Regions from separate parts of the Homo sapiens genome. Here all the other regions are linked to region 1. The links are chromatin contacts, found by Hi-C or POLR2A ChIA-PET in ENCODE. All regions are on one chromosome and are shown on one strand. Each heading gives the region's core, a stretch centred on a gene start or an enhancer-like site at or near the end of the contact. The rest is flanking DNA. Distances are from core to core; before and after follow the strand shown.

Region 1 (3,019 bases), core at 218-2,717:
TAGTAGTCGTTTTCAATATTTCTTTTTCTTTTTTTTTTTTTTTAAGACGGAGTTTCGCTGTTGTTCCCTAGGGTGGAGTGCAGTGGTGCGATATTGGCTCACTGCAACCTCCGCCTCCCGGGTTCAAGCGATTTTTCTGCCTCAGCCTCCGGAGTAGGTGGGTTTACAGGCACGTGCCACCACACCGGGCTAATTTTTGTATTTTTAGTAGAGGCAGGGTTTCACCATGTTGATCAGGCTGGTCTCGAACTTCTGACCGATACACCCGCCTCGGCCTCCCAAAGTGCTGGGATTACAGGCATGAGCTACCACGCCCCGCCCGTTTTCAATAATTAAATATAGGTTTGTAGGTTCTGAGAAATTTAATCATCCTTGAGTGCATCTGGAAATCTGCAGACCACTGCTTGACTTCCTCCACTTCCTAAGGGTGGGGCATTGGAGTTTGGGGTTGGGAAAAAAGCGCTTGCACCACAGAAGTGAGTTCGGAAGGTTTCTATGAGACGAGACAGGTTTGGACTAAGGACAGGGAACAAATCAGTAGGAATGGCAGGTGAGAAATAGGTTTAGGACTAACACGAATTATAGTGTCCTTTGGGAATTACCCCTTTCCCCTGCATGGCTCTTTTGGCTTCAGAGATGTATATAGCTGCTTTATTTTATGAATATCAAGTAGCTCCAAACCCTGTGGGGAAAAGCTCCCTGCTCTATCACTTGTGTTACACATTGCTTTTGAGTCATTTTAACGATTTCCCTCACAGTCTGCCACCAACGATGTGTGGACGGCAGCCAGGGAGGGAAAGAGGCATTTCTCCGATCGTTCCAAGGAATGATTATCTAGACAAAATCCTCAGCAAAATGACGAGCCAAATCATCCTTAAATCGTGTGCTCACTAGAGGCGAAAAGATGACCGAAAGAGGCCCGAACGCGTGGCTATGGGCGTGTCTGGGGGGAACGCCGGCCGCGGGGGTGCGAGGGAGGACTCGGGGGCTAAGGGCGGCCGGTGGCGGGACGCAAGCGCCATGGCGGAGCTGGGCCAGTGCTGACCATAGGGGGCGGGGCTCCGGAGGCGGCCACGCGGCGCGAGGCCTAGATTTTCGGCCTCGCATCGGCGGCAGACGAAGAGGGAGGAGCTTCGTCCACCCAGGACCCAGCGCCCCCAAGCCTTGCAGCCACCAAGGGCTTCCACCACAGACCCCTTTGTGTGCCTGCCCCCGCCCCGGAGGCGCCCCAGCCAGGGGCGCTGAGCACCCTCATTGGTTCAGCCGGCAGCTTCATCGATTGGCTCTCGAGTCGTCCGGCGTGGTCCGTTTTGCCTGGATACTACTGGTCGTCTGAGCTGCCTGTCAGGCCGCCTCGCCAAGCGATTGCCCCGTAGCTCGGAGTCCCTGGAAGCAGTTCCGGGAAACCCCGCGTGCTGCCGGGATCGCGTCTCAGTCCATCAGGGGGGGGAGGGGGTGGCGCGCGCGCCATTTCTAGTCGTTTTCAAAGCGCCTCGCGCTGATTCTCACGGGCCCGGCTGCCGGCCCCCGCTCTGCCCTGGTGAGTCTCGCGCCGGCCCGTGGGGGGAGGGGCCGGGAGCCCCGATGCGACCCGACTCAGCCCGGGCTCCGTGCCTGGTCCCGTTTCGTTTGCGCTCCGAGGCCCCGGGGTGGGGGTGGGGACGGGCTGGGGGCGGCTTCGGTCTAGTCCGCCCGCGCGGCTGTGGGCCTAGCCCGGCCGAAACGCTTCTCGCCCTCGCTCTTCCTCCCCCCGCCCCTTTAGCCCGCGGTCCGGCCCGCTGGGCGCTCTCCGCGCGGCCTGCTGGGGCCGGCCGTGCTTTTCCCGCCTCCGCTCGCTGCTCCATGCGGCCGGATCCCGCGAAGGGCCTGAGGCGCCCGCGGCCCTGCCGCTTCTCCCCGCCGGAGCCGCTTCGCTCCCGCCGCGGCCGGCCTAGCCCGAGAGGGATGTGCTGATGATCCGGACGGGCCTGAGGGGATGGGGGTGGGGGGCGGAAGGCGGGGTGCAGATCCCAGGGTTATCTGAGCCGGGAGAAAAGTTTTGTGTGAGCAGAAACCGAAAGGCCGATTTGTGTGGGAAGCCTCCCTCCCCTCCCACATTCTGCATGCCGCGGGCTGAGATTTGAAGGAAAAAATGACTACTAGAGGCCGTAGAACTTAGGCTCCAAGCGGCGCCTGAAATGGATAATTCTGAGACTGTCAGAGGCGCACCAAATTGGAAAGGCGATCCTTTTTCTTACACGGTAGTGGCCGTATTGCCAAATTTTTAAAAAAGCCCAGGGCTTCTTGGAAGGTTCAGTCCTTTCACACTACCTGTTTGAGATTTTTGCAGTCCTCAAGTGGCTGAATTGATGTCTCATGAGTCAGTCGTAGGATGAGAGCTCGACACTCCTAAGCCATGAGATAACCGTTAGTCTCATTTCGTTGGTTCTTTTAAAGCCCGTCTCTTAATATGAAGAATTTGCACAGAGAGGTTCAGAAAAAGTCAGGGAGGAGTTAGTGCTGACATCCCGAATCTCCCAGCAGCCCTTTTAAATCTTTAAATGTCTCCTTTTTTTTTGCAAAAATGTTTAGATCAAATGACTCCAGTCACGTTAGTATATTTGCTGCATCCAGAAATATGGTTTGGCTGTGTGGCATTGTGTTGAATGCCACATTTGAATGAGTTTCAAATGGTCTCATATGACATAAAAAGTCTTTTCAAAATGAGCATTTTGTATTTGGCTTGAAGAGAGAGGGCTTTCCTTGATCCGAAGGTTTTATTTTCTGGAATCTAATTATTTTACGGTTTTTTTGTTAAAATTTACAAACTTTTTTTGAAAATTTTAACCAATTTCAGTATCAACTTGTAGAGCCTTTGCAATGAAATGGTAGGCATAAATATTTCTGTCTTGTACTTAATACACAACTTGTCTTTTTGCTTTACACATACTTAAAAACCCCACCTTAACAGATGTTCATTGAACTTTTCTGTTAAAAATTTGCCTCTTTTCTGTGACTGATAGTATTCCTAGGTACAATG
Region 2 (3,019 bases), core at 377-2,876, 7.7 Mb before region 1:
AGCCACCCCACCAGGACCCTGATGGGAGAAATTTTGCATTTATCATGATGATCAACCATTTCCTTATCATGTGTATTGCAAATATATATATATGTATATATACGTATATATATGTTTATATATGTATATATGTGTATATATGTATATATGTATATATGTGTATATATGTATATATGTGTATATATATGTATATATGTATATATACATATATGTGTATATATATATATTTTTTTTCTTGAGACGGAGTCTTGCTCTGTCATCAGGCTGGAGTGCAGTGGCACAATATTGGCTCACTGCAACCTCTGCCTCCTGGGTTCAAGTGATTCTCCTGCCTCAGCCTCCCCAGTAGCTGGGACCACAGGCGCCCGCCACCACTCCCGGCTAATTTTTTTGTATTTTTAGTAGAGACGGGGTTTCACCATGTTGGCCAGGATGGTCTTGATCTCTTGACCTCATGATCCACCCGCCTCGGCCTCCCAAAGTGCTGGGATTACAGGCATGAGCCATCGCGCCTGGCCGTGTACTGCAAATATTTTTTATCCATTTGTTCTACTTTGTTGATGGCATCTCTTCTCGTACAGATGTTTATATTTCTTTCAATATTTTCTTTTATGATCTTTTGACTTTGATTCATGAGTATAAACATTTTCCCTCCTCCAATTATAGAGCTTCTCCCCATATCTTCTTCTGGTCTTTTACAGTATTGCGATTTGTCTGTTTTCAATCTATTTTTTTTTTTTTTTTGAGACGGAGCCTCTCCGTGTCGCCCAGGCTCAAGTGCAGTGGCGCGATCTCTGCTCACTGCAAGCTCCGCCTCCCAGGTTCAGGCCATTCTCCTGCCTCAGCCTCCCGAGTAGCTGGGACTACAGGTGCCCGCCACCACGCCCGGCTAATTTTTTTGTATTTTTAGTAGAGACAGGGTTTCACCATGTTAGCCAGGATGGTCTCGATCTCCTGACCTCATGATCCGCCCGCCTCAGCCTCCCAAAGTCCAGGGATTACAGGCGTGAGCCACCGCGCCCGGCCTTCAATCTATTTTGAGTTTAGTTTGAGACAGTAAGACTAAAAGCACTTAACATACATTATTCCACTTAATCCTCCAGGCCATTCTGTTAAGTGGGGGTTATTTTCTTCTTCATTGTACAAATGTGGAAATGGAGGCAGGTCGATTTAAATAAGGCCGCAGAGCTAGAAAGCTGCAGAGAAGGGGTTTGAACCCTGCACCTCTGGGGCCAGGGCAGTGCGGGTGGCCGTCCGCGAACCCTGCTAGCTGTGGTGCTCGGGGGCAAGCTTCCGAGGGCGCGGCGGGCGCGAGGAGCGCGTCCGAGACTCGGTGGAGCGTCACCGGCGCAACCCCGCGTGCCCAGCTCCAGGCCGTGTTCTCCCAGGTGCGGGCCGGCGGGACCCCGCCTTCGGCCCTGGCGGCGCGCGCTCGCCTAGCGGGCGGGCACTCGCGCGCAGCGTTTGTGTTGCCTGCGAGTTTCCCGAGTTCACACAGGCCCTGGGTTGGCATGGCAACCAGGCAACCTGTTCCAGAGCCGCCAGCCTTCTCCGCACATGCCGCTGCCACCGCCGGGGCCGGGGCCGGAGCCTATCCCAGGATGCACCGCGCCAACCCAGTCCCCAGTGGGCCGCCATGTTGTCGGAGTGAAAGGTAAGGGGGAGCGAGAGCGCCAGAGAGAGAAGATCGGGGGGCTGAAATCCATCTTCATCCTACCGCTCCGCCCGTGAGTATCCGCACCCCACCGGCCCCAAACGCTGCTCCGGACCCCTAACGAGCAGATTGTCCCTTCATATTGGTGTTTGAGAGTGGTTGTGGGGGTGAGAAGGGCTTTGGAAAAGCCGCCGGGGCCCTGGCTGAGGCTTCTCACTCGCTGTTCCTCGTACATGTTTTGGAGTCAGCAGCAAGGCCCCTATTGTTATCAAAGGAGGGAGGGGGTGGGGAGCGGGGTCGAAGCTAGGAAAATGCTGGGGGTTTAGGCCCGAGCCCAGGGCGTAGACGTGCCTCTACATTTTTGCCTGGCCCTGTTGGGAACCACCGAAGATTGATGTTGCCATTCGGGTTGCTTTTTTTGATGGGTTTGCGAAGCCCCGAGTCTTCTGTGTGGCCATGAAGTGTAATTCTGTGCCACCCCGATTTCTTCGACTTCTTGAGCTTCCGTGGCAGCGCCGGAGGAGGAGGAACAATAAATCGCTTTAGAAGCAGCCGTGGCCCTTGTCCACAGGCGAGATTCACCGTGGGGGAACTTTGCGAGCCTTAAATGTGGAGAAGTGGCGATCAGGAAGTTTCAGAATGCTTTTTAGGCTCCTGGGTTGCTGTGGCCTTTTGTTTCCGTGTGAGCTTGTGTTTTTGGTGGGTTCTTCCTTTTTGAGCCTCCCGGTGTTGGTGTCTCTCTTCACTCAAAGAGGGGTTCACCCCTTGCTAGTAGGAAAATCTAGATACACAATACTAGTTTTAGTCCTCACAAACATGCTTGGTAAACATAGATCATTTGTTTTACTTGTCAGTACCATTCCCACGTCAAGTGAGGAATACACTCCTGTAACTTTTCCCTCCTATAGCCCCCCCCCCCCCCCCCGCTGAAAAAACAAAGCCAGAAACCCACACACAGCATTACCAGAGAAGGCTTTATTCTCCCGTAACTTAGATTGTTACCTTTTATTGTTCAATTAAGAAAACACTGTTCTCAGCCCTCGATACCATTTTGCTCAATTCCTGTTATTACTGGGATTAATTAAGAATAAGATTTTATGAAGCTTTTCCTGGGTTCTGTTTTAAAGTCAGTTAACTTCTGAAACAATAGGCTTAGCATTTTGTTTCTTGAAAGCACCTAAAAACTTACTAAGACAGGCCCAACCCCAAGAAATGTGGCTTCCGATGCAGTTTTCGTAAGCAAAATAAACATTTTGACCCTTTGCTAATTTTAACTTTATAAAACACTGGGGGGCTGTTGATTCTTTATCTGGGCTCTTGGGAAACGCTCTCCGGATTCTGAACTTTGAGTTAGTGTTTTGCTTT
Region 3 (3,019 bases), core at 371-2,870, 7.5 Mb after region 1:
CAAAGGCCAAGGAAGTGGCTCCGACGCGCTTGCGCGAGGACGGAATGTTGAGGGGAGGGGGAATTCTTTCCCTTCATTGTCAGAGAGAACCGCCCCCGCACGGCGAGCGCGCGCGCGCTCACGCACCACTCTCACACTCCGGCGCGCCAAAGGCTTTCCGCTTGGCGTCTCGCGCATGCGCGGAGGGGGAAGCAGTGGCGAAATTGGATGCTTTTTGCTGAGTTTCTCAGAGAAGTTTCTGGAAAGATGGAGCCAAAGGGACGCTGGGGGGTGGGGAGCGCCAGGAAGCAAGCGTTTGAAAGAAAGCGAAAAAACCCAAGCGCACCGCGACACCTCCAACCTTCAAGCCACGGCCCAAGCAGAGCCCAAGGCCACTGAGACCCTCACGCCAGAGAAAAAGCACAGGGACCGCGGCAGCCGCTCCTCCCTCTGCCACTGCTCAGCCCCCGAGACTCCCCAGCACGGGGAGAGGGCAGGGGGTAGCCATGAGAAACCTAGAGCGCTCACTGGACTTTTGCGAGGTGGAAGGAAAGCCGAAACCCGCCCTTTGGAGCCGCCTGTGCGCACGGGCCCCGTCGAGTGGGCTCAGTACGTTAGGACTCAGCGTGGCCGCCAAAGCATTGGTTGGGGGCGTCTTTCACTAATTTTTCCTAGGTTTTCTCTTCTATCGGGCTCTGTGGTCCTTTCACCACCCATCTTCACTTTGGTGGCCTGACGCTAACGCTGCGAGTTGGGGAAACCGTAGTAACCCCGGGCCTGAGGGGCGTCCCGGGCGGCGGTGCTCCGTTTCTTCCAGCGGTTGCCCCTTTAAGAAAAAGCCCCCCGGAGAGGGGCCCGTGTGGCTGAGTAAAGGTGGCGTGCGCCCGCACAAAGGCGCCGCGTTGTTGGCGGGCTCCGGACCCTGTTGCCCCTGGGCGGGGCGGCGTGGGAAGACCGGGGCGCCTGGGCGGGGAGAACGACGTTGGCGCTAGCGGGGCAGGGCAGGGGGAGGGAGTCACGGGATTTAGCAGGTGCTTCTCCGCGACCGAGCGACTGCCATTTTGTGGTGCGGCCGCCGCCATTTCGCGCGGCCGAGGGGCGGGGTGTGGGCGGAGCGGCGGGCGCGCCCGGGCTGTCCCTCGGGGCGGCGGGCTAACGCGGCCGCTTTGTTCTTCGCTTCTCGGCTCGAGGCCCCAGTCTCGACCGCCGACCGCCTCGGAACCGGGCTGCATCCGAGCTGCCACGCGGCGTGTGAACCTTGAAGCGCGGCCGGGGAATCCGCAAGGCGCCGACTCTCTTCCTCCTTGCAAGCCCTTCGAAAGTGAGATTTCTCACCCCACCCTTGCAGGGTGGAGAGAACACGTTTCAAAAAGGGGATGCCTAGAACTCAGCCGTGGGAAGTGCCTGTCTAAAGCCTTGTGCTGGTGCCAGTAGCAAACCCGTGCGCGTGCTCGGCTTTGAGCGATCATGGAGCTCTGCAAATAGCTCAACTGCAGAGCGTGCCCCTTAGAGCTCCTGTGCTGCTGGGAGGCCTCATAAAGGTGCCAAAACCAGGTGTCCCCAGCGGTTGGCCTCTTTAAAAAGAAAAAAAAAAAAAGGCGGAGTGGGATGTCCTTGACGTGCTGAAAGACGGAGTAGAATGAGACGTTGGTTTTCATTGGCTGGCCATTAAGCACGCACTGCGCAACTGTTTTCCAGATACGGGTTTATAGCCCATTATTTATATCGGAGCCATAAACTTGAACAATAGATTGGAATATCTTATTTTTGCCTGTTGAGAATATCTCCCATTTAACTTCTTTTGAAAGTTCAGATGAGTATATAAATAATACATTGACCCAGTAGAATCTATTGTGTGCGTTCCAGCGTCATTTCAAAGAGCTATTGTTTTTCTGATTTCAAAAGAAATATTTAAATGTGAGTCTTTGTGTTTTAATGTTAACCTTGTGGTTCGAAATCAACAAAGCCAGGAAATTCAAGAGAACTGCTGCTAAATTTGTCTTCTTCCTTTGCTTTCGTACAAGGTTTTTTTGTTTAATTTTTTTTAAGTTTTTCTTCACAGCGTGAGTACATAGAAGAGCCAGCCCTTTATATTCTTACTATGTATAATTATAGGGAGTTATTTCAGTAACAGGAGGTAAAGCTCATAATGATAGGATGAAAAGGTAAAAGAACATCTGTTGAAGGAATCGATCAGGATTTGATGGCTTCCAGATGAAAGAAATATCTGAGAAGAGGCTTTTGGATTCCAAATAATTTAGTTTCATTATGACCAAAAGCACTGCATAGAGCTTTAAATTTTTATACCGTATCTTTTGACATCAACTATCCTTTTTTTTTTTTTTTTTTTAAGACAAGGTCTCTGTTTTTTGCAGTAACGAAATCACAGCTCACTGCAGCCTCGACCTCCCTGGACTCAGGTTATCCTCCCACCTCAGCCTCCTGAATAGCTGAGAATAGGCGCGAATCACCACGCTGGGCTTTTTTTTTTTTTTTTTTTTTTTTTTTTGAAGGAGGCTCGCTCTGTCACCCAGGCTTGAGTGCAGTGGATCTTGGCTCACTGCAACTTCCGCCTCGGGGAGTAGCTGGGACTACAGGCACGCCTCAGCACGCCCGGCGAATTTTTGTATTTTTAGTAGAGATGGGGTTTCACCATGTTGGCCAGCATGGTCTCCATCTCCTGACCAAGTGATCCGTCCGCCTCGACCTCCCAAAGTGCTGGGATTTCAGGCATAAGCCACCGTGCCTGGCGCTGGGCTAAGTTAACCTTTTGTAGTGACGGTTTCACCATGTTGCCCCGGCTGGTCTTGAGCGTCTAGGCTCAAGAGATCCTCTCAAAGTGTTGAGCTTACAGGCGTGAGTCACCGCGCCTGGCCTATCCTTCCTTTTGGCGGTGAGAGCTTACAGAATTTTTTTTTAAATGCTGTGTTTTTTTTCTTTTTTGTCTGCACAATGAAAATGAAATAGTGTAAAACTATTAGTTTTAGTGGAAATTTGGAATCTGTTACAGTAGCCTGATAACTCAGGTAAATTATTATGG

Evidence for each region. A loop is a pair of places that touch in the nucleus more often than their neighbours do. ChIA-PET counts read pairs that join two places held with the same protein, here RNA polymerase II (POLR2A). Pooled maps may share reads with other maps.
Region 2: a pooled map shows a loop between it and region 1 (17-fold over the local background). The contact joins the promoter of PUM1 here to the promoter of HNRNPR in region 1. A Hi-C loop is called at or near these places in 2 of 50 pooled maps. POLR2A ChIA-PET finds 5 or more read pairs at or near these places in 2 of 52 experiments (K562 and activated CD4-positive, alpha-beta T cell).
Region 3: a pooled map shows a loop between it and region 1 (9-fold over the local background). The contact joins the enhancer-like site here to the promoter of HNRNPR in region 1. A Hi-C loop is called at or near these places in 3 of 50 pooled maps. POLR2A ChIA-PET finds 5 or more read pairs at or near these places in 2 of 52 experiments (HEK293T and activated CD4-positive, alpha-beta T cell).

What each region holds. Positions count from the first base shown.
Region 1 is chr1:23,342,732-23,345,750 of GRCh38, reverse strand. HNRNPR (heterogeneous nuclear ribonucleoprotein R) reads left to right here and starts at 1,467. Exons shown (of 11, transcript NM_005826.5): 1 at 1,467-1,540. RefSeq lists silencers at 925-1,044, 1,555-1,914, 1,925-1,994 and an enhancer at 950-1,534.
Region 2 is chr1:31,064,324-31,067,342 of GRCh38, reverse strand. It overlaps PUM1 (pumilio RNA binding family member 1), which reads left to right and starts at 1,626. Exons shown (of 22, transcript NM_001020658.2): 1 at 1,626-1,727. RefSeq lists a silencer at 1,320-1,539 and enhancers at 868-1,782, 1,650-1,969.
Region 3 is chr1:15,833,017-15,836,035 of GRCh38, reverse strand. It overlaps SPEN-AS1 (SPEN antisense RNA 1), which reads left to right. Exons shown (of 2, transcript NR_024279.1): 2 at 1-1,821. Among named protein-coding and RNA genes, the nearest start is that of SPEN, 13 kb to the left of the region's middle. RefSeq lists enhancers at 148-197, 388-497, 63-1,048 and a silencer at 938-1,167. Within about 2 kb of position 1,620, at least 41 of the 41 ENCODE cell types and tissues checked have a DNase peak (open chromatin) inside an H3K27ac peak, as active enhancers do.